Regions from separate parts of the Mus musculus genome. Here region 1 is linked to region 2. The links are chromatin loops, found by intact Hi-C in ENCODE. Cell type or tissue: left cerebral cortex. All regions are shown on one strand. Each heading gives the region's core, and the rest is flanking DNA. Links, peaks and the distances in the headings are about the cores only.

What was found. A loop is a pair of places that touch in the nucleus more often than their neighbours do. Peaks named below come from ENCODE experiments on the same cell type or tissue, not always from the same donor. Only the 100,000 strongest peaks of a DNase experiment are listed, where the experiment ranks them.
Region 1: it touches region 2 in a loop (9-fold over the local background); 13 of 42 quality-filtered maps call a loop at or near these places.

Annotation. Positions count from the first base shown.
Region 1 is chr19:4,007,214-4,017,853 of GRCm38, reverse strand. It overlaps Ndufv1 (NADH:ubiquinone oxidoreductase core subunit V1), which reads left to right and starts at 5,099. Exons shown (of 10, transcript NM_133666.3): 1 at 5,099-5,303; 2 at 6,426-6,508; 3 at 6,582-6,752; 4 at 7,845-8,028; 5 at 8,321-8,510; 6 at 9,048-9,260; 7 at 9,345-9,511; 8 at 9,725-9,806; 9 at 9,939-10,084; 10 at 10,189-10,355. The coding sequence starts at 5,232. The coding sequence ends at 10,275. In left cerebral cortex, for the core only: a CTCF peak has its summit at 4,920 (motif pointing right); a DNase peak (open chromatin) is centred at 5,033; H3K4me3 peaks cover 1,476 bases; H3K27ac peaks cover 578 bases.
Region 2 is chr19:3,943,686-3,953,926 of GRCm38, reverse strand. It overlaps Unc93b1 (unc-93 homolog B1, TLR signaling regulator), which reads right to left. Exons shown (of 11, transcript NM_019449.2): 8 at 10,216-10,241; 9 at 9,631-9,904; 10 at 6,802-6,920; 11 at 4,587-5,299. The coding sequence ends at 4,985. Among named protein-coding and RNA genes, the nearest start is that of Aldh3b3, 10 kb to the left of the region's middle. In left cerebral cortex, for the core only: CTCF peaks have their summits at 2,836 (motif pointing left) and 7,035; a DNase peak (open chromatin) is centred at 7,028.

The sequences.
Region 1 (10,640 bases), core at 1,691-9,690, 64 kb before region 2:
GAGGGTAAAGACAGGAGAGAGAAGTCAGAGCCCCCTTGTTTCTGCAGGGAGTTTTAGGTCAGGCTGGGCAGCCCTGACCCATTCTCAAAACCTGAAAGCTTTAGCAAGCTTCGTAGTTACTGGCGCTCACAAGAATTTCAGATTTAAAAGCATTTGGCTCCAGAATGATGGGCAAGTAGTTTAGTTTCTTCTGTCAAATGGTAAATTTTTTTGATCATTGAACTCATGTGCTATTGTAAAGTGTCTTTTTTTTTTTTTTTTTTTTTTTTAATAATCGGGAAAACAGAGTGCAAAGAAACCAAAGGGATTAAATCAGGCAGTGAAAACACACTGCTACCATTTCTTGATTTTTCTTTCCCTTCCTTCCTTCCTTCTTCCTTCCTTCCTTCCTTCCTGAGACAGGGTCTCATACAGCACAGACCAGCCTCCAACTAACTTGCTGTGTTGGCTAGGATGACCTTGAACTCCTAATCCTCCTGCTTCTACCCTCCACCTCTTGAGTGCAGAGATGAAAGGCATGTATAACCAGACCTTGGAATACAACACCTCTAGTCTCTGTAGTATTTTGTATACTTACAATGAAAGAAAAGTAGTATTTTTAATTTTTGAAATAGGAAACCGGTTATAGTATTAAATAAGTATTTCCTAAAGAGAAGTCCCAGGCAGGCACTCCTTCATCCCACTTGGCCAGGACAACAGTTATTCTACATAGTTGGTCCTGGTGGGTGAAGAAAGTCCCTGGGAATGGTGACATCCACAGGGCTCCTCAAGAAGAGGAATAGGAAGAAAAGGGCCAAAGAACCCAGCAGATCCCTGGTGTGCGCCAGCTGTGCAGACAGAGCCTTGAATACTTACTGGACCTAAGAACTTTTTAAAATTTATTTATTTATTGTATGTATATGAGTACACTGTAGTTGTACAGATGGTTGTGAGCCTTCATGTGGTTATTGGGTTTTGATTGAATTTAGGACCTCTGCTTGCTCCAGTCAACCCTAATTGCTCCAGTTGGCCCTGTTCACTCAGTCCCTGCCCAAAGATGTGTTTATTATTATAAATAAGTACACTGTAGCTGTCTTCAGACAAACCAGAAAAGGGAATCAGATCTCATTACTAGTGGTTGTTAGCCACCATGTGGTTGCTGGGATTTGAACTCAGGACCTTCAGAAGAGCAGTCAGTGCTCTTAACCACTGAGCCATCTCTCCAGCCCCGGAACTGTGAAGAATTTCTGGCTGGTGGGAAGGGTGTGTGTGGGGTGGGGGTGGAAAACAGACCTGGGATTTATAAATGTCTGCTGGTTCCACATTTATAGAGAATGAATTAGAGGGGACCTGAAAGGTTCCAGGTGGCAGATAAAGAGCCATGGCTATGATGAAGGGCCTGTGGACGTAGGAAAAGGAGTGTCCACTGGAAGGGACAGTGGGTGTGAAGATGTGAGATGACAGGTGCCCCTCATATTGCCCAGTGTCCAGACAGAAGTCAGAGAGACAGATAACTGTTGAGAGCTTTTGGTTCCACGTCTAGGAATTTGGCATTCGTCACTGGGCTTAGGCAAGGAAGTAGGCTCAGATAATAATATTAGAAACCGTGACCATGGGCTCTGTTTACTGCTTTGCTTACCTTATGTGATCTCTTCGCTTACCACTTAATTGTTTCCTTGTGTGATCTCCTTGTTTACTACTTCACTTGATTTCTTTTTTTTCTTTTTTCTTTTTTTGGTTTTCTGAGACAGGGTTTCTCTGTGTAGCCCTGGCTGTCCTGGAACTCTGTAGACCAGGCTGGCCTCGAACTCAGAAATCCACCTGCCTCTGCCTCCCGAGTGCTGGGATTAAAGGCATTCTCCACCACCGCCCGGCTACTTGATTACTTTTTGATCTAAGAACTCACCATGTGTTTTAGATATACCTGGAATGATATAAAAGCAGGCTGGTAAGAAACAAAGCTGTTTCAGCCTCAGTGTGGGCTGGAGTCATGTGATAATGTTGTCTGTTTTTCTTTTTCAATCCTCACGCCCTTGCTTGAGACCCTGTTGACTGACTGAGCTGGCTCGGTCAGATAACGACACAGCAGGGAACAGGCTGAGAAAGAAGGGAGCACCAGGCCTTGGACCCTCCAGAGGAAACTGCTTAGGAAATGACACCAGAATGGACCTTTAAATGTTTTTTTCTTTCTAGCCTAACTTAGTTTCAAACACAAGGCAATCCTGCCTTAGTCTGCCAGGTGTTGGAGTTACAAGTGTGAGCCTGTACAACCAGCTAATTGACCTCTGTGTCTCCTTGTCCTCTCTCTGCCTTTCCGTGACACTCACCTCTTTACTGAGGTCAAAGGCCGGGAGGGCCTTGAGCATTCCAGGCAAGCTAAGGAGCATCTCCTGCTGCCTCCTTTAAAAAAAACGTTTTTTCCTTGAGAAAGGGTCTCCCTGTGTATCACTATATATGCAAGGATGGTTTTGAATTCGTAGCAATCCTCCTGCCTCCACCTCAGACTCCCTTTACTCAAGCAGCGTGGTAAGCAAGTGCACTGGCACCTGTACCCAGCTGGGGAGGCCCGAGTGGCATCAGAGCCACACTGTCTGCTTCTGAAAATGGGGTCAATCACTTCTATTTGATGTATGTGGAAGACTTAAGGGAATAACACATGGCAAGCACTTGGTGCTGAGCTTGACACTAGATGAATGTGGGTCCTGTCCTCCACTCTCCATTTCTGTCACTTCCATGACCTGCATCTTGTCCCTGGCACTTCTCCCTCTGATCTGAGTACTTAGGATGGGGGATGGGGGAAGGTCTGGGATGCCCTGGCTCCACACTGTTACCCCTCCTCCTGCCCCCCCAAATGATCCACAGACTTAGGTCTAAGCCCTGGATTAGCTATGTAATCTCTAGCTCTGCCCAGGCATCTCTTCTCTACCAAGTAGAGGGGGGCTGGGACTGCCCTGCCAGGCTGTGACACTTCAGGCAGGATGTGGATGCTCTTGGTGCCCCTTCTGGGAGCACTGATGGACCCAGTGACTGTCACAGGCTTGTCAGTAGTGCTGTGGGTCCTGCTGAGTGCCAAGCACTATGGGAAGGAAACTATGGTTTTGGGTACAGTTCTCCCAGTCAGGGAGGAAATCCTACAGACGCTCATTTTCACCCCCACGGAGTTAAGGCCATCTAGGGCTACTGTCCCAGTTTGCTGTCTATTTCAGTGATAAATACCATGACCAAAACAAGCAAACACCTTGGGGAGGAAAGGCATACATTTCCATGTCACAGTCCCTCATTGAGGGAAGTAACGGCAAGAACTCAAGGTTCCTGTGGGCAGAAATGAACCCAAGGCCATGGAGGAACACTACTTACTGGTTTGCTTGCCCATGGCTTGTTCAGGTTTTTTTTTTTTTTTTTAATACAATACAGGACCATCTGCTCAGGAATGACTTAACCCACAGTGGGCTTGGCCTTCCCACATCAATCCTTAATCAAAAAAAAAAATGCTCCCACAGACTTGCCTACCAGCAACTTAATGAAAATAATCCCTTAGTCAAAGGTCCCCCTTTTCAAATGACTAATTTATGGCAAGTTAAAAAACAAACCAACAAAAAACCCTTCTGACCAGCACACACTGTGGGCAGTATTGAGCAAACAGGTATTCATCTGTCTCTTACATACTACACTTCTAAGTCAGACATTGTAGTGACAATTTTGGAGTTTTGGTTTCTTTGAAAAAAAAACCACAGAAATATTATCAGAATGTGTTTTTGTTTTGATCCTAAGTGTGAGGATATAGAGCTGCTTCAGACTGTCCACAGCAGCTGACTATGATTTGCCTTGTGTTCTAGCAAGGACATGATTTTTCCAGCTGTAGATAGTTTCTGTGATGATGTGACATTTGGAATTCTGTGGAGTTTTTAGAGGGTATATAAATGCTAGGACACCAAGAGGTTATTAAGTAGTTGTGCACAAAGAAGAAACAAGAAGAAGAAGAGGAGAAGAAAGAAGAAAAGGAAATAATTAGATATCCTGACAGTAAAGATCAGGCTTGCCCCAAGGAACTGACGCCCATAATAAGCATGAAGTAGTCTAATGATGCTGCTGCCCTCCTTCTGACCCCTGATACCCTGGACTCAAATACTATGTAAACACAAAGAATGCTTTATTCTGCAGAAGTCCAGCATGCTGAGGTCTCCCATTACCAAGATAGACATCCAAGTGAGCTTGTAGGCTCAATTTAAAGCATATTAGGGGAATAGTAAGACTCTGTCTGACAAAGCAGAAGGAAGGAAGGAAAGAAAGAAGGAAGGAAGGAAGGAAGGAAGGAAGGAAGGAAGGAAGGAAGGAAGAAAACTCTTAAACTCTTATATCTGGGGCTGGTTTTTGAATCTAGCATTAGGAAGTCAAAGGCTCACAGCAAGTTGAAAGCCAGCCTACGCCATATAGTGATTTCCAGGCCTGCCAGAGCTAAATGAAACTTATCTTAAAAGAAAAACAAGCAAAACGTTTTTGTTCTAGAGCTGGGTTCTGAAGACAGGAGTCCGGCTGCAGTGTGTAACTAGAGCCCCAAGGGGTCCCTGATAAGGGGAGGGAGTAGCCTTTTAGCATCGGCGGGAGCCTGTGACACTCACTGACCATCCCTGGTCTCTGCATTGCTCTAAAAGGTTTACAGACACACAGCCCTGAGAAGTCCTATGCAAAGGTTCTGGGGCAGCTTTGTGGGAGGTGAGGGACCTCACCGGTTCTTTTGTTAATGAGTACTTCTCCAAGGCACACGGATGCTCAGGGGGAGCGCTTAGTTCAGCAGGGCTCGGCTAGTTCAGCGTAATTACACCAGATCAGGACGATTCCGCTGTAGTCCAACTAATTTTCTCACCAGCTTCCATTCGTGCATATATAGCTGGTGTCAACTAGACGCAAAGTCTGTAGGAAGTGGAATACTTGGGATCCAGCAGAGGGCGACACGTGAGCCTGGTTTACTAGGAAAAGGAAGAGTCTCCGAGAAAGGAGAGTCTGGGCAAGCTGGACTACATCTCCCAGAAGGCCTAGCACGAGAGTAAATTTCCGGTCTCTGTGCCCGCGCACCTTTAGTGGGCGAGGCCGAGGACAGAGCTCAAAGGAACGGAGGTCCCTGGACACGCCACTGGCTGCGGATGTGTGACGCACTTCCTGTGCGCTCCCCACCCCGTGTGTTTCTGTCGCGCCGGTCCCGCGGTTCGGAGTTGTGAAGGTGACAGCCGGAGGTGACCCGTCTGGCTCCCGCGATGCTAGCGGCACGGCATTTTCTCGGCGGGTTGGTTCCCGTGCGGGTATCTGTGCGTTTCAGCAGCGGCACGGTGAGCCCGCCCTGATTCAGGCCCACGCCTATGGCGGAGGAGTGGCGAGCGGCGAGCGGGATTGTGGTCCCCTCTGCAGAGTCCTCTCCTCTCCGAGCTACCACCCGGTCTGGATAAAAACTAACGGTCCCAACTCCAGGCTGACGATGTCCAGTCCAGCTACTCTTGTTTTAACAACCCCGTCTTGGGGTGAGGGTTTGCAGGTGTTGAGGCGTCTTAGATAATCTGTTATTTCTTCCTCGCAGCCCTACCGGGTATCAGGGTCTTCGCCCCATTTCAAAGTTCAGAAAACAGTTTTGAAAAAGATGTGTATCTCCTCAACCCCCCGACAGTATTTTGCTTCCAGTAGTGACCGGAAAACGCTTTTGTGAATTTTTTTTTTTTTATGAGATAGGGGCTCATTATATAGTTCTAGGCTGTATTCAAATTAGTGTTGGTCCTCTTGTCTCAGCCTCTCTGGGTGCTCCTGAGACCACAGGCATCCACCACTACACCTGAGGAGAAGTACTTTTAAGGAGGTAGGAGTGGATGTCAGGTCACTTTCTACCAAGTCGTGAACCATTCCAGTCCACACCTCTCCTTTATCTCAGACCCCAAATCCATTTTGTTCCCCAGCCCCAATGAGGCACTTCTCTTCCATCAGTGACCACGTACTACCTCTTCAGCAGAGTTAGGGAGATCAAGCCCCTCCTAGCCAGGTTTTGCTCTAGTGGAAGAGTCAGACAAATCTATGCTGGTCTTGGGGAAGCAATGCTGGTGCTGTCGCTGAAGTGTGACATGGCTCCGTGGGGACCATCTGCTTTTAGCTTTGTGGCCTTCCCTAAGTTCCTTTTGTTTAGAGCCCCCCCCCCCTCCTTTGGAAAATGGAGGAAATATCCTATCCCAGGAATGTTACAAGGATGAATTGGGATGAAACGTTGAGAGTGTTTAGCTCTGTAACTTCTAAACAGGAAGGACTGATATAAATGGTGGTCGGGAGCTACAATGTTTCAAAGACTTTGAAGCCTCTACCCCTGCTGTGGCCCAGCTCCTCATATGTAGGAAGGCCCAAGAAGCTGAAAATTCTGCCCCAATCCCTCATGGTCCCTGAGCTCTGGACCTCCTGACCTTCTATCTCCCCAGACAGCACCCAAGAAAACCTCATTTGGCTCACTGAAGGATGAAGACCGGATCTTTACCAACCTGTATGGGCGCCATGACTGGAGGTGAGACAGTGCCCATGGCCTGCTGGGTCCCAGAGCAGGACTTCTCCTTCACATCATTTCCTACTCTGTCCAGGCTGAAAGGTGCCCTGAGACGGGGTGACTGGTACAAGACAAAGGAGATCCTGCTGAAGGGGCCTGACTGGATCTTGGGTGAGATGAAGACATCAGGTTTACGGGGCCGTGGTGGTGCTGGCTTCCCCACTGGCCTCAAGTGGAGCTTCATGAATAAGCCCTCAGATGGCAGGTTTGTTGGGGAAATATCCTAAGCTCTGGTTGCAGGATACAGGAGGGGCTGCTGGATCACTGGGTTTTGGGGCTGATGCTGGGAAACTTAGCAGGCTGTAAGAGAGGATATATCTATCCTTAACTTAAGAGCTATCTCTTTCCTCAGCAGAGACTTAAGATGTTACAATCCATACAAGATTTTCATTTAGGCAGACCTTATTATTCAAATTCCACCTTTGCCTTTTAATACTTAGCAAGCTTTGGAGAATCTGGTCCTTTTGAATTCCTCTTTTTTTCTTCTTCTTCTTTTTCTTTTTTCTTTTGTATGTGTATGGGTGTGTGTCTGAGTATGATATGCAGAAGTTAAAAAGATAATGTTGGTTCAGTTTTTGACCTGCAACTTCAGTAGACACCTAGACACCTAGAATGCAAATTATAAAGTTAACCACTCGGTTGGCATAATGGCTCAGCAGGTAAGGGAGCCTGGCTTCAAGCCTGGTGACCAGAGGTCACTTCTAGAACCCACATGAAAGAGAGAGAGAGAGAGCTGACTCCCACAAGTTGATCCCTGAACTTCACATGTGTTATGGCACATGCTGCCACCACCAGTAAATAAATGTAATAAACAGAAATATTGTTTTCAAGATAGGACTTCTCTGTGTAGCTCTGGCTGTCCTGGAACTCACTCTGTAGACCAGGATGGCCTTGAACTCAGAGATCCACCCATCTCTGCCTCCTGGGTGCTGGGGTGAAAGGTGTGTACCACCACTACCTGCTCATTTTTTAAAAAGTCAACCACTCTACCTCCTGTTAGCCTCAAGGCTGTGGTAGAGGTTGCAGACCTCTTACGACCAAGAACTGAATTGACTCTCAAGGGAAGCCCAGGGAGAGATGTTGGATTTGTTCTCTCAGGAGAACATGGCTTATCTTGTGGACATACGTGGTCACGGATGAAATAGGCAGAGTCCTGTCATCGGTGTGACACAAAGAGAGCCTTGGGTAGGGCACAGAAGATCAACTGCCTTGAGGCTTCTCTGAGTGTAGACGGAATGAAGTTTGAGAACTGGGTCCTGGTGGGTCTGTAGCCTGACTGATGTGCAGGACCCCACAGGCCCAAGTATCTGGTGGTGAATGCTGACGAGGGAGAGCCAGGCACCTGTAAGGACCGAGAGATCATGCGTCATGACCCTCACAAGCTGGTGGAAGGCTGCCTTGTGGGAGGCCGGGCCATGGGAGCCCGGGCCGCCTATATCTACATCCGAGGGGAATTCTACAACGAGGCCTCCAATTTGCAGGTGAGAACATGAGCGCTGGCTGATGGTGCAGGCACACCTCACCTCACATGCTGTCGTCTTTCCTGGCACAACCATTCTTAGATGGTAGTACCAGTTTGGGGCCAGCAATTGGGTTGGTGGGAGGTGGGGGTGGCATTCCTGCATCCATCAACAACATGACCTGGGCCCAGAGTTCTTCCTTTTTGTGCTCCAAAGTTCAACTTAGGAAGTCTTCAAGGGTTCCATGGGCCCTGGATTGGAGGCTGACTCTTGGGGTACAGTAGGGCTGGGGAACTTAGACCTTGTCCCACAGGTAGCTATCCGAGAGGCCTATGAAGCAGGTCTGATTGGCAAGAATGCTTGTGGCTCCGACTATGATTTTGATGTGTTTGTGGTGCGTGGGGCTGGGGCCTACATCTGTGGAGAAGAGACGGCACTTATTGAATCCATTGAAGGCAAGCAGGGAAAGCCACGCCTGAAGCCGCCCTTTCCAGCAGATGTGGGTAAGACTCTGCCCAGCCCTGCCTCTTCCCTAAGGCTCAGCTCTGTGGGATCCTGGATCTGACCAGGTGCCTTCTGGGTGGTTCTTGCAGTATTTTTCTGTGCCCTTTGGAGAGGAGGACAGGTTGATGAGGAAGGTGTTAATAGTATAGCCTCTGCCAGTGCCACCCACAGCCTTCAGTTAACATCAGATACCCATGTCCCCTCTGGGCTGTGTACTTTCTTCCTGTCCCAGGAGCTAGAGGTGTGATGGTGAATAGGAGATGCTGCCCTGGAGTTGGGTACAGTGTGGGCCAGGAGCGATGAGGAGACAAGAGCAGGACATCCCACTAACAAGAGTCATGTTCCCAGTGGGCAGGTGGTGCATGCCTTTAATCCCAGCACTCGAAAAGCAGAGGTGGGTGAATCTCGAGTTCAAGGCCATCCTAGTCAACAGAGTGAGTTCTAGGATAGTCAGGTTATGCAGAGAAACCCAGTGTCCAAAAACAAAGCAAGTTTCCTTTCCTGGAAATCCACCAGTCTCTTGTTTTTCCTTGAAGGAGTGTTTGGATGCCCCACAACTGTGGCCAATGTGGAGACAGTGGCTGTGTCCCCCACCATTTGCCGTCGTGGGGGCACCTGGTTTGCTGGCTTTGGCCGAGAACGCAATTCAGGTACCAAATTGTTTAACATCTCTGGCCATGTCAACCACCCCTGCACTGTGGAGGAAGAGATGTCTGTGCCACTGAAAGAGCTGATTGAGAAACATGCTGGTAAGCCTGGAGCCAACTCAGGGGCTGTGCTTGGGAGAGGGCACGGTGGGAGAGCCATGACAATCCTTTTGCAAATTGTCACAGGTGGTGTCACAGGTGGCTGGGACAACCTCCTTGCTGTGATTCCTGGTGGCTCATCTACTCCACTGATTCCCAAATCTGTGTGTGAGACCGTGCTAATGGACTTCGATGCACTGGTGCAGGCTCAGACAGGCCTGGGCACGGCTGCAGTTATTGTTATGGATCGCTCGGTAATGGACCTCATGCCCCATAAACCTCCTCCCAGCCTGGGTGTGTTCCCTCCCTGAGCCTCTCTGAAAATTCTCCTGCCTGGCTCTTGGCTCCCAATTCCTACAGACTAAAACCCTGTACAGTGGGAGAGCATGGGCCAGAGCACTGGACCCAAGTCAGGGTTGTTGTGGGAGGGAGGCTAAGATGTCTGTGCACTGTTCCTTGTCTCCTAGACAGACATTGTGAAAGCCATCGCTCGTCTCATTGAGTTCTACAAGCATGAGAGCTGTGGCCAGTGTACCCCGTGCCGTGAGGGTGAGCTTCCTGGGAAGATTGGGATGTAGTTGCTGAGCTGTTCTTAACCTTCCCCCATGAGGCCTGCATCCCTTCAGGGTTGTCCCCTTCATGGTGGGAGGCCCTCAGGCCCCTCTTGTTGTTCTGCTACAGGCGTTGACTGGATGAACAAGGTGATGGCCCGATTTGTGAAGGGAGATGCCCGGCCAGCTGAGATTGACTCCCTGTGGGAGATCAGCAAGCAGATAGAAGGCCACACCATTTGTGCTCTGGGTGATGGGGCTGCCTGGCCAGTACAGGTACACACTGCCCTGCTGTGTCACACTAAGGTGGGGGCATTGACAGCCCAGAGCTTTGGAAATTTGCAACTCTGGTTCTTACAGAGCCTCCCTCACCTTCCCAGGGTCTGATCCGACATTTCAGGCCAGAGCTTGAGGATCGGATGCAACGATTTGCCCAGCAGCACCGGGCCTGGCAGGCAGCCTCGTGAGTCCACACCCTAGCCTGACAATTTCTCATCCCTTTGGGAAACTGGACAATAAACAAGTGCTGTCCACTCTCCAACCATAGCTTGTCTGGAACTTTGCTTTTCTGCCCTCCATACCTCACCTACGTGTAGAGATCTGTTCCTTCCCTGGGCAAGGGAAGCAGAATGTGACCAGGGCAGTGAGGGGTGGACTTGGCCCACTTCTCTTTTTGTGGCACTAGGGGACCAATCCCAGGGCTTTGGACAAGGTAGGTAAACATGCTGCCACTGAACCACACCCCCAGTCTTAAATTTGGTCCATCATGGCCTCTAAGGCAATGGTTCTCAACCTGTGGGTCGTGTATTGTATTTGTATTAGGATTTCATAA
Region 2 (10,241 bases), core at 2,242-10,241:
CCTGCCATGCTTGTATCCCAGCTGTAGAGAGGCAGAGGCAAGAGGACTACTATGAGTTCTAGCGAATTCCATATGAACCAAAGCTACATGAAACCACATAGACAAGACAAAGACAAGGGCTAGAGAGAGGGCTCAGCGGTTACAAGCACTGACTGCTCTTCTAGAGGTCACAAGTTCAATTTCCTGGTACCACATGGTGGCTCACAACTATCTATAATGGATCCGATGCCCTCTTATGGTGTGTCTGAAGACAGTGACAGTGTACTCATACATAAATTAAACAACTCTTTAAAAAAAGAAAGAAAGGGCTGGTGAGATGGCTCAGTGGGTAAGAGCACCTGACTGCTCTTCCGAAGGTCCGAAGTTCAAATCCCAGCAACCACATGGTGGCTCACAACCATCCGTAATGAGATCTGACTCCCTCTTCTGGAGTGTCTGAAGACAGCTACAGTGTACTTACATATAATAAAAAAAAAATAAATAAATCTTAAAAAAAAAAACTTGAAAAAGAAAGAAAGCAGGCTGAACAAGCTATGATGAGCAAGCCAGTAAGCAGCATCCCTCCATGGCCTCTGCATCAGCTCCTGCCTCCAGGTCCCTGCCCTGTTTGAATGCCTATCTTGATTTCATGTGACGATGAACAGTGATATAGAAGTGTAGGCCAAATATGCCCTTGCCTCCAAGCAATAGTAACCCTAAACTAAGACACTAGGTAGAGCAGACTGGCTTCAAGATCACAGAGATCATCCTGTTTCTGCCTCTGAGTACTGGGTTAAAGTTGTGTGTCACCGCATCCAGCTTTCTCTCATTTTATGAATACATTCATTTGCATTCCTTCCAGCCCATTTCCAAATGCTGCTATGCCCTCTTGAACTTTTATTAATTCATAAATTCATTGTATACACATATGTAGATATAGTTATTGTGTGCTGTGTGATATGAATTAATATTAGTAATAAAAGAACATGGTCAGGCTGCCAAGGTAGGCAGATTATCTAGAAGTTGCCATCATTGAAACTGCTGAACTGTGTGAATTTATTGCTATTCAATCAATTACAACCTTATTGAAAGACTTAAACATGGGACTGGAGAGATGTCTCAGGAGTTAAGAGCACTGGCTGCTCTTCCAGAGGACCTGGGTTCAATTTCCAGCACCCACATGCCAGCTCACAAGTCTCTGTAGCTCCAGTTTCAGGGGATCTGACACCCTCACACAGACATACATGCAGCCACAACACCAATGTACATAAAATAAAAATAATTGTTAAAAAATTATTTATTTTATTATATGAGTGCTCTACCTGCACATATACCTGCCAGCCAAAAGAGGGCATCAGATCTCACTATGGATGATTGTGAGCCACCATGTAGTTGCTGGGAATTGAACTCAGGACCTCTAGAAGAACGGCCAGTGCTCTTAACCACTGAACCATCTCTCCAGCCCCAAATAAAAAATAATTTAAAAAAAAGAATGACATAAACATGTTCATCTGTGTTTATATCACAGTGTAGCCTCCAGTTGGTGGCTCTGCACTTGGGGACAGACTGTGAGGGTTATAGCCTGTCCCCAGCCCCACTGTTCACTCAGCTTCCTGAGAGTAAATGCAATGTAATCAACACTTCCTGCTTATGCCTCACCCTCCACACCAGCTCTCCTTGCCTGTTGCTATGTCTGCCCATCCCTCAGGAACTGTAAGCCAAAATAAACTCTTCCTCTCTCACGTGGCCTTTATCAGGATATTTTATCATAACAACAGAGCAGAGACTGATACATCATCCATAGAGTGTTGAGAGAAAAGAAAACAAGGCTCCACTCTCCTAAGGGTGCTGAGTCCTTATGACGTCAGGAGAGGTTCTTCTAAAAGCTCCGAAGCATCATTCACAGTGAGAGGCCAAGGCCTGTGCCATTGTCTCTAGCCCAGAAACCCAACAACATGCAGCTGAGAAGTGGAGCCTTGTGAAGTAAGATAGAGGCTGAGAGTCTGAGGTTCCCAAGCAGATGGTAACCATAGCTGTGGCATAAGAAGCTATCTATCACCTTGGCCAGGCATAATGGAATATGCCTTAACTCCCAGCCTGGGAAGCAGAGGCTGAAGCTAGATATCTGTGAATTTGAGGCCAACCTGGTTCTACATATTGAACAGGCATAGATACATAGAGAAACCCTGGGTCAAGAAGAGGAAGAGGAGGAAGAGGAAGGGAGAAAGAGGTGGGGGAAGAGAAGGAGGGGAGGGGAAGGAGGGGAGGAGGAGAGAGGAGGAGGAAGAGGAGGAGCCACCTTCTCCCATGACAACACTGTGTGGTAGCAGCCACATGTCATCTTTGTTGTCCTGAGTCAGAGTCTAGTTAGCCCTGGCTGTCCTGAAACTCACTATGTAGAAGACCAGGCTGGCTCCAAGCTTACAGAGATCTTCTTGCTTATCTCTCCTTAGTGCTGGGATAAAAGCTGTGCCCCATAATATCTAGTTCCCCATGTCATCTTGCTGAGCAGCATCTCAGGCCTGTGTTGGGGCATCTGAGGACACAGTCAGGCTCCATGAGACCAGAAGGGACAGACACACGTATCAAAGCATGGGAAACTAGCAGTGAACTTTACAATCCTGGACCCACAGAAAAAGTATTCTGACCCCATCCAAGCCAAATTTTATATTATGAAGAACCCAAGATTTGAAACACACAAAACCTTCATTTTCTTTTATGCTTTCTGCAATATTTAAGTGTTTAAAATATAAAGAATAGGGATGGGGGAAGGAAAGATGGCTCCATTGTTAAAAGCATTTCCTGTTCTTTTAAGAGGACTTGAATTCAGTTCCCAGCACCCACATCAAGTAGCTCACAATTACCTATTAACCCCAGCTCTCAGGAGTTCTAACGCCCTCTTCTGGTCTCAACGGGCACTGCCCTCACATGCACATAACCCCACACAGATATACACATACTTAAAAATAAAATCTTAATATATATTAAAAATAGCACAAAAATCATGAATATTTCCTCTGGCTTTGCCAGTTAATGTCACTGGCCTGATCTGAGCAGATCTCCCTCCTTCCCTAGTTCTAGTTCTATTTCTATTATTTCTTTTCTTCCTTCCTTCCTTCCTTCCTTCCCTCCTTCCTTCCTTTTCTGAGACAGTCTCACCAGATAGCACAGACTGACTTTAAAACTGCACTCAACAATCCTCTTGCCTCAACCTCACAAATCCTGTGATTCTAAGGTGGCGCCATCAGAGCCCTGGGAGTTAGGTTGGTGTGTCAGTGACTGTGTGCTCCCTCTCCAGGTCTCACTTCCAACTGCCACCAGGATGTCACCACACCTGACTCCATGGAGGGATTCTGATGACTCTGCTTGTTTGGGGCGTAGTGTTTGTTTAGTTGTTTGGTTGGTTGGTTTGAGACAGGGTTTTGTAGTGGAGTCCAAGTCAGTTTCAAACTTGTTTTGTAAATGAGTAACTGAGGCTTTGAGCTCAGAATGCCACCCAGACTGGCCTCAAACCCTCAGCAATCCTCATGCCTCAGTCTCCCGAGCACTGAAGCCACACCCAGACTGAATTCACAGACAGAGCACAGGCTTGTGGCCAAACTTGCCTGCCACACAGTGTGATCATTTCTGCTCAGCTTGCCCAGTGTGCTCAGGCAGACCGCTTTCCCCCAAATCTTAGAAAATGGACAATCTCCTGCTGTCCCTGAGAGTACCCTCCAGCCTGTGGGCCTTGGATCTGAGGGTCTAACAATTCTCCTATGCAGATACATTCCACAGAGAAGCAACCTAGGGCTCCAATGGGGGAGCCCTAACGAGGTCACAGAGTCCAGCTCTAGGGATGGCTGGAGGCTAGAGAGGCTAGAGGGGAGGAGAGCCAGAAACCTGGGGAACAGCAGGAGGACCCTGATAGCTTAGTGTGGAGCAGTAAGATAGCGATAGGGGTATGTATGGCCAGGGCTCAAGGGTCTTCAAGGATAGGAAAAGTCTTGGTCCTAGCAGAGAACCTGCCAGAACCCAGCTGGGGTCCCCATGACTCTGCCATGGCTCTTTTGTCCTCCCCCAGCCACTCAGGGCTCTTCACAATGGGTGTCAGTCTCTGATGGAGTGAGTGGTGGGGGTGAAGAGGGGCCTTGGACAGGGCCACAGGGGTCTGGCCTCTTCTTTGCCTCTGAGGTTGTCAAAGAAAAGAGCAGTGACCAAGTTTATCCAGGGTCCATAAATAAGGCAGCCCCTGAGCTGGGAAGATACACTTCAAGAGGGAAAAGGCCATGCTTGTGTTCTGGGGTACGTACGGGTTGGGGATGATGGGTGGGCCATCACTGGCTACCTGGAGGGAGAGTGGCCTCTAGCATCTGTCCTATTCTCTAGGCTCAGGAGAGACGGTACTCCTCTGCAGAGGTCTCTGCAAACCATTTCTGTAACCCTCGCTCCTGGGTGAATAGGTGCAGCCAATAAGCTGTACTTCCAGGAAAAGACATAGGTCTTGGCGAGGCTTATAAGGGACATATTCTCCACGGCGTAACTGAACCCTCCCCACAACAAGCTAAAGATTTTGTTCTGTGGGGAAAAACCCCCATGGGGTCGACCAGAACACAACCTACACCCTCTCCAGAAAATACAAAAGTCTTTATTGATTATTTTCCATTAAAAAATAAAAATAAAAGCCCCCTGCTCTGAGGTTAGGGAACCTGTGGGCAAGAAATGTGCAAAGCTCTAGTTGTAACACAGGGGCAGAGGGTGACCTGAGCCGAGGCAGGCCGGAAGGGAATCTCGCTGATTTAGGCAGAGGCATATTCTGTAAACAGGAATAGGGGTTTCGGAGAGTGACCCTTATCTCCTTGGAGGAAGTTCCAGGTGACCCCAGGCTCTGGGAAGAGGAAGAAGGCCCTTCTAGCAGGTGGAGCATGATTCGGGGGGGGGGGGGACCCTCAACCTGAGATACAGTAAACTGAGGCTGGAAGGCAGAAAGCTGAGTCTAAGGGCCAGGCTGGCCACCCTGGTTCTCTCACTGCTCCTCAGGCCCATCGCCACCCAGAGCCTGTTCATAGGGACAGGGCTTGCGGCAGGGGCCAGCTGGCTCTGCACCCAGGGGCCCTGCCTGTGGTGCTTCGTCCTCTGCGCAGTCCCCCTGACCCTGCTCGCCCTCCATGTCACTCTCATCCGAGTTGTCCTCCTCCAGGTAGCGGTAGCCGCGGACTTTGTGCTGTGGCTTCGGAATGCGCGGCTGCCGCGGGACCAATCCTTGCTGCAACTTCTGCTCCATCCACAGGTATGAGGCTGCTGCTGCTACCAGGGTCACCAGCAACACTGCCAGCTTGGCCTGGGAGCAAGGAAAAGGAGAGACACCACACTCCTTTAGGTCTTCCTTCTCCCCCACCTCCTGGCTCTTCCCTTCCCTGCCCCCTCACCCAGGATTTCCAAGGCAGTCTCTGAGTACAAGGCTCAAACCCCACACAGACTTTAAAGTCACCATATCTCAGCAGGGCTCAATTTCACAACCTAAAAGGGGCTAATCCCTTTGTCTCAGAGAAAACATGAAGGTCTGAGAAAGTCTAAAAGTAGGCCTGACTTCCCTGAACCACAGTTAAACTAGTCCATTGCCCTAAACACAGTAGCACACAGGCAGGTGTGCATAGAGGCACCAGCCTCTTAATCCCATGGCTTGAGAAGTGGGAGCAGGGGGTCTAAGAGGTCAAGGCAGGCTGGGGCTACATTTTGAGACTATGTGTGGGGGATAAAATGTAGCTATAGATACAGATACAGATACCGATATAGATACAGATATATTGATATTCAAATCCACTACAGGGAGGGCACAGTAAATCTTTCCAGTGTTTTTTCTTTTTGTCTTCAGTGTTGGGGTGAGCCATGCATGTACCAGGAAGGTGCTCACCTCTGAGCACGCCTACTCCTCTCTTCAGACAGTTTGACTGTAACCCACAGCCCAGAAAGAAACACACAAATAGTTTTGTATTTGTACTTTGTACTCTGATTCCTTGCTTTTTCGATTCATTTTGCTTTCTTAAAAAAAAAAATGCTGCACAAAGCTGGGCCTGTCAGTACAGGCCTGTCAGTCATCTCAGCCCATAGAAGGCTGAGGTCAGTCTGGGCTACCTTGAGATCCTGGCCCAATGATACAGAAAAATGGAACAAAAACATGTGAGAAGGACCTGCTAAAATGACAGGCTTGGGTTAGGAACAGGCTAGGAACCTCAGGTACACTGATAGGTAGCAAGAAAGACCCTGGCTCCCACCTCCAGCACAGTCAGTAACAAACCAAAATCACCTTTAATCCCAGCACTCAGGAGGCAGAGGCAGGGGAATCTGTGAGTTCCAAGCCTGCTAGGTCTATACAGGGAGTTCCAGGCCAGCCAGGGATACCATTTTGTTTAAAAACAAAACAAGCCCAGTATAATGGTGCATGCCTTTAATCCCAGCACTTGGGAGGCAGAGGCAAGTGGATCTCTGTGAGTTTGAGGCCAACCTGGTCTACAGAGTTCCAGGACAGCCAGAGCTATATCGTCAAAACAATGTAAAAGCATAGAAGAGCTCATTCCTATAGGAGCTGAAATGGGAGGCCCTGGGTGTCCAGAAGTCCAGAAGCTAGTGAGCAGGTGATCCAACCACCCACAGCTCAGCCGAGTGTGCCCACAGGACCGAGGCTAGCAGGTAAAACAGTCACTGGGGTACTGGGTTTACCCCATGGACTAAGGGGTCCTTGGCTCAGTGCTTGGCCTTTAGAAAGTACTGCATTTAGGAGGCTATGAAATCCAAGTCTGTTTCCCAGTGAGGCATGGATACCCAAACTCCACCCATCCTCACCTTCATGGGCAAGCTGGAGCCCAGGTACACAACAAAGATGGCCACGGCCTGCCACCAGTGATAGATGGTGAAGATGAAGTCCTGCCTCTCTTTGTCTTCATATAGGATGCCCAGGAGTGCTGCAGGTAAAGGCACAAAGCAGGTAAGGAACCCTGTACCAGTTCCATCTCAGTTCCTGAGACTGAGCTAGGAAGACCAGCAAGAGCTGTGCACCAATCCTCGCCTGGCCCCTACTGGAGACTTCTGTTACTACACTGTCAAGATGAGCCCAGAGGTGCAAGGACCCTCCACTGAATCCTGTCTGCTTTTGACCCATCACCCAGTGTGCCAAGCACTCAGCTGCTGTTTCTCTACCTTGCCAGGGGCTCAGAAAATAGAAGGAATAGGCAGGAAATAGAAGGTGGGATATCTGAGAGGCAGAAAGAATTCTGGGATAGAGCCACTCTCAGGAGATCAGCTTGGGAAGATGTGAGCAACAGGACACATAGCACCTGAGCACAGGCCAGCCCCATGGCAGAATGCAGGTTATAATAAATGGGATATTTTACTTATGATCTAAAATATATAGATATTTTAGTTATGATCAGAGTAGAGCCTAGCTATATGGCCAAGGTATTTGTAAATATATTTTGAGTCTGAGTCTTATTTCTGAGAGCATGGGGCTGGGAGGCAGAACCAGAGCCTAACTCCTATACATTTCAGCAACTAACTTTTCACAAGCCAAGCCTGGGGGCGGGGGCTGGTTTCCTGGGGGCGGAGCCGGCGGGGGAGGAGCTGGTTTCCTGAGGGTTCACCTCAAGGTGGTAGAGAAACAGCAACTGGAGCTGAGACTCTGGAGCTCAGGACTGGAAAAAGTAAAGGTTCAAAGGTCACATTAAGGGCGATTTCAGGAAAACGACTGAAATCTCCAAAGCTGGCCCAACTTTGAAAAGAGTTTATATGGGTTGTCTGATGGATTAAAAGCTCTCAAGTATGAAGATTGCACAGCCCTGGCTGACCTTGCTAAGCTTGGTCCAGCTCAGAGCATGAACACGTCCATCATGTGACTTGGGGAGGTGGGGACACTTGAAACTGTCAACAGCATTAGACCATGAGGATCAGTGCCAGTAAGGACAACCTACACGGCTGCACTCACGTGTGCCAGCTGTCTGTCACCAACACAAACCCATCTCACACATACCCAGGGAGCCCCCACGCAGCTGAAGCCTGGCCTACCATAGCTTCTTTTCTCAGGCTCTCACTCCAGCTGCCCAGGTTTGAGCATGGATTCTGAGGTTGGGCAAGCTGGGTTTGGACTGTACCTTGATCCTCGTTACAAACAAAAATCCATCCAGGTATGAAAGCACACCTTAGTTCCAGAATGGGGGAGACTCAAGCAGACTGATCTCTGTGAGTTTGGGGCCAGCCTAGTCTACATAACAATTTCTAGGCCAAACAAGGATATATACAAAGGCCATGTCAAAACACAACAAAACAAAACAAAAAAACCAAAAAACAAAAAAAGGGAAAAGAAAGAAAGAAAGAAAAAGAGAGAAAAAGAAGAGCAAATGAGATGGCTTAGTGGGTAAAAGGCACCTGACACCAAGCCTAACCTTTCTGTGTTCAATCCCCAGGACATATGTGGTAGACGGAGAAAATCGACTTCCACCAACTATCCTCTGGACTCCACGTTCATGCCATGACATCTTACTCCCACATTCATACACATATGCATTATAAATAAATAAATAATATTAATTTTTAAGTTTTGGGAGGAAGAGGCAGGCAGATATCTGAGTTTGAGGCTAGCCTGGTCTACAGAGCTTGTTCTAGGACAGCCAAGGCTACCCAGAAACCCTGTCTCAAAAACAAAAACAAGCTGGAGAGATGGCTCAGTGGCTAAGAGCACTGACTACTCTTCCAAAGGTCCTGAGTTCAAATCCCAGCAACCATATGGTGGCTCACAACCATCCATAATGAGATCTGATGCCCTCTTCTGGTGTGTCTGAAGACAGCTACAGTGTGCTTACATATAATAAATAAACAAATCTTTTTAAAGAATTAACTAAAAAGAAAAAAGGAGAATAGGGGGCTGGGGTAATTCCAGCACTCAGGGATCTAAGATAGAATCAAACTTGTTTAAAGTCAGCCTGAGCTACATGGTGAGTCCAGGCCAGCCTGGGCTACAGTGTAAGGCTTTGTCTCAAAACATATAATTGAAGAAGAAGGAAAAAGGCTGAGTGTGGTGGCATATGACTTTGATTCTAGCACTTGGGAGGTAGAAACATGTGAATCTCTATGGGTTCAAGGCCAATCTGGAATCTATATGGTGAATGCCAGACTAGCTGAGGCTACATAGTGAGACCCTGAGAAATAGAAACAGAAAAGAAAGAGTCCAGTTCTGCACCTACACCCTGCAGGACAGACAAGCACCTGGCACCCTCTCCCTCCCTGGAGCCTGGAACTCAGGATCTGTTTCCCGTGCTCAGAAATTATGCTAACATATCCCTGAGTGCTGGTGTGTATTTCTATATACTCTCCCCAGGTCTCTTCACTGAGCCCACACCCACCCGTGTACTCACAAGACTTCACATGTATACCCCTCAGTGTGATGCCCACCTGCTACAGCATGGAACTTCTACACCCTTCAAGAGTATCCATGGGACTTCTCCAACCATCTCTACAGTGTCCACAGAAGTCTTTTCACCCCAGACTATGCCAAGCAATCTCTACCTGCCTCGACTGTGTCCACAGAACCCATAGGATGCTAACAGTTCTGAGCCACCTAGAGGTGACCACAGCCTGCCTCTCCCCCACCTCAGGTGTGCCAGTTCCTAAGGCTGTACTCACTGCTAAGTCCGGTCTTGTTGAGGGCGCTGCCCACACCCCAGAGGGCAGCCACGAAGTAAAAGATCCAACTGTGCTGGAGGACCCGAGGAGCAGGAGCCCAGAAAAAGAGGCTAAGGGTGAGCAGTAGGTGCAGTCCTGCCCCAGCCACGAGCGGGACAGAGCGAGGCAGCCACAGTCCCAGCAGCCCCAGAACCGAGGAGGCTGAGGCACCCAGGCTGTAAGCTATGAGCAGGTATGCCAGTCGCTCCAGCCCCATGGAGCACACGCCGTAGCCCTAAGGAGGAGAGCACAAGGAGGCCGGTTGGTCCCAAGCCCTTCCCACACCAGATGCCGTTTTAGTTCACACCTGTCCTCTCTGGGTCTCCTGGTATTAACTCCCTCTAAGGCTGGTAGAAAGGGTGAAAGCATCTCCATTCTAACTACAAAAAGTTGAAAAATGACTTGTTCATGGTAAAAGACAATGGGGCTGAGAGAGGGAAGAGAAAGAGGGAGGGGAATAATTCAGAATATACTCATACATATTTATACATGTATATGCTGTGCATCTGAAATTCAAGTTTAGCCAGACATCTTGTCTGTTCTTACCAGGGCAAAACCAGTGCAGGCAAAGA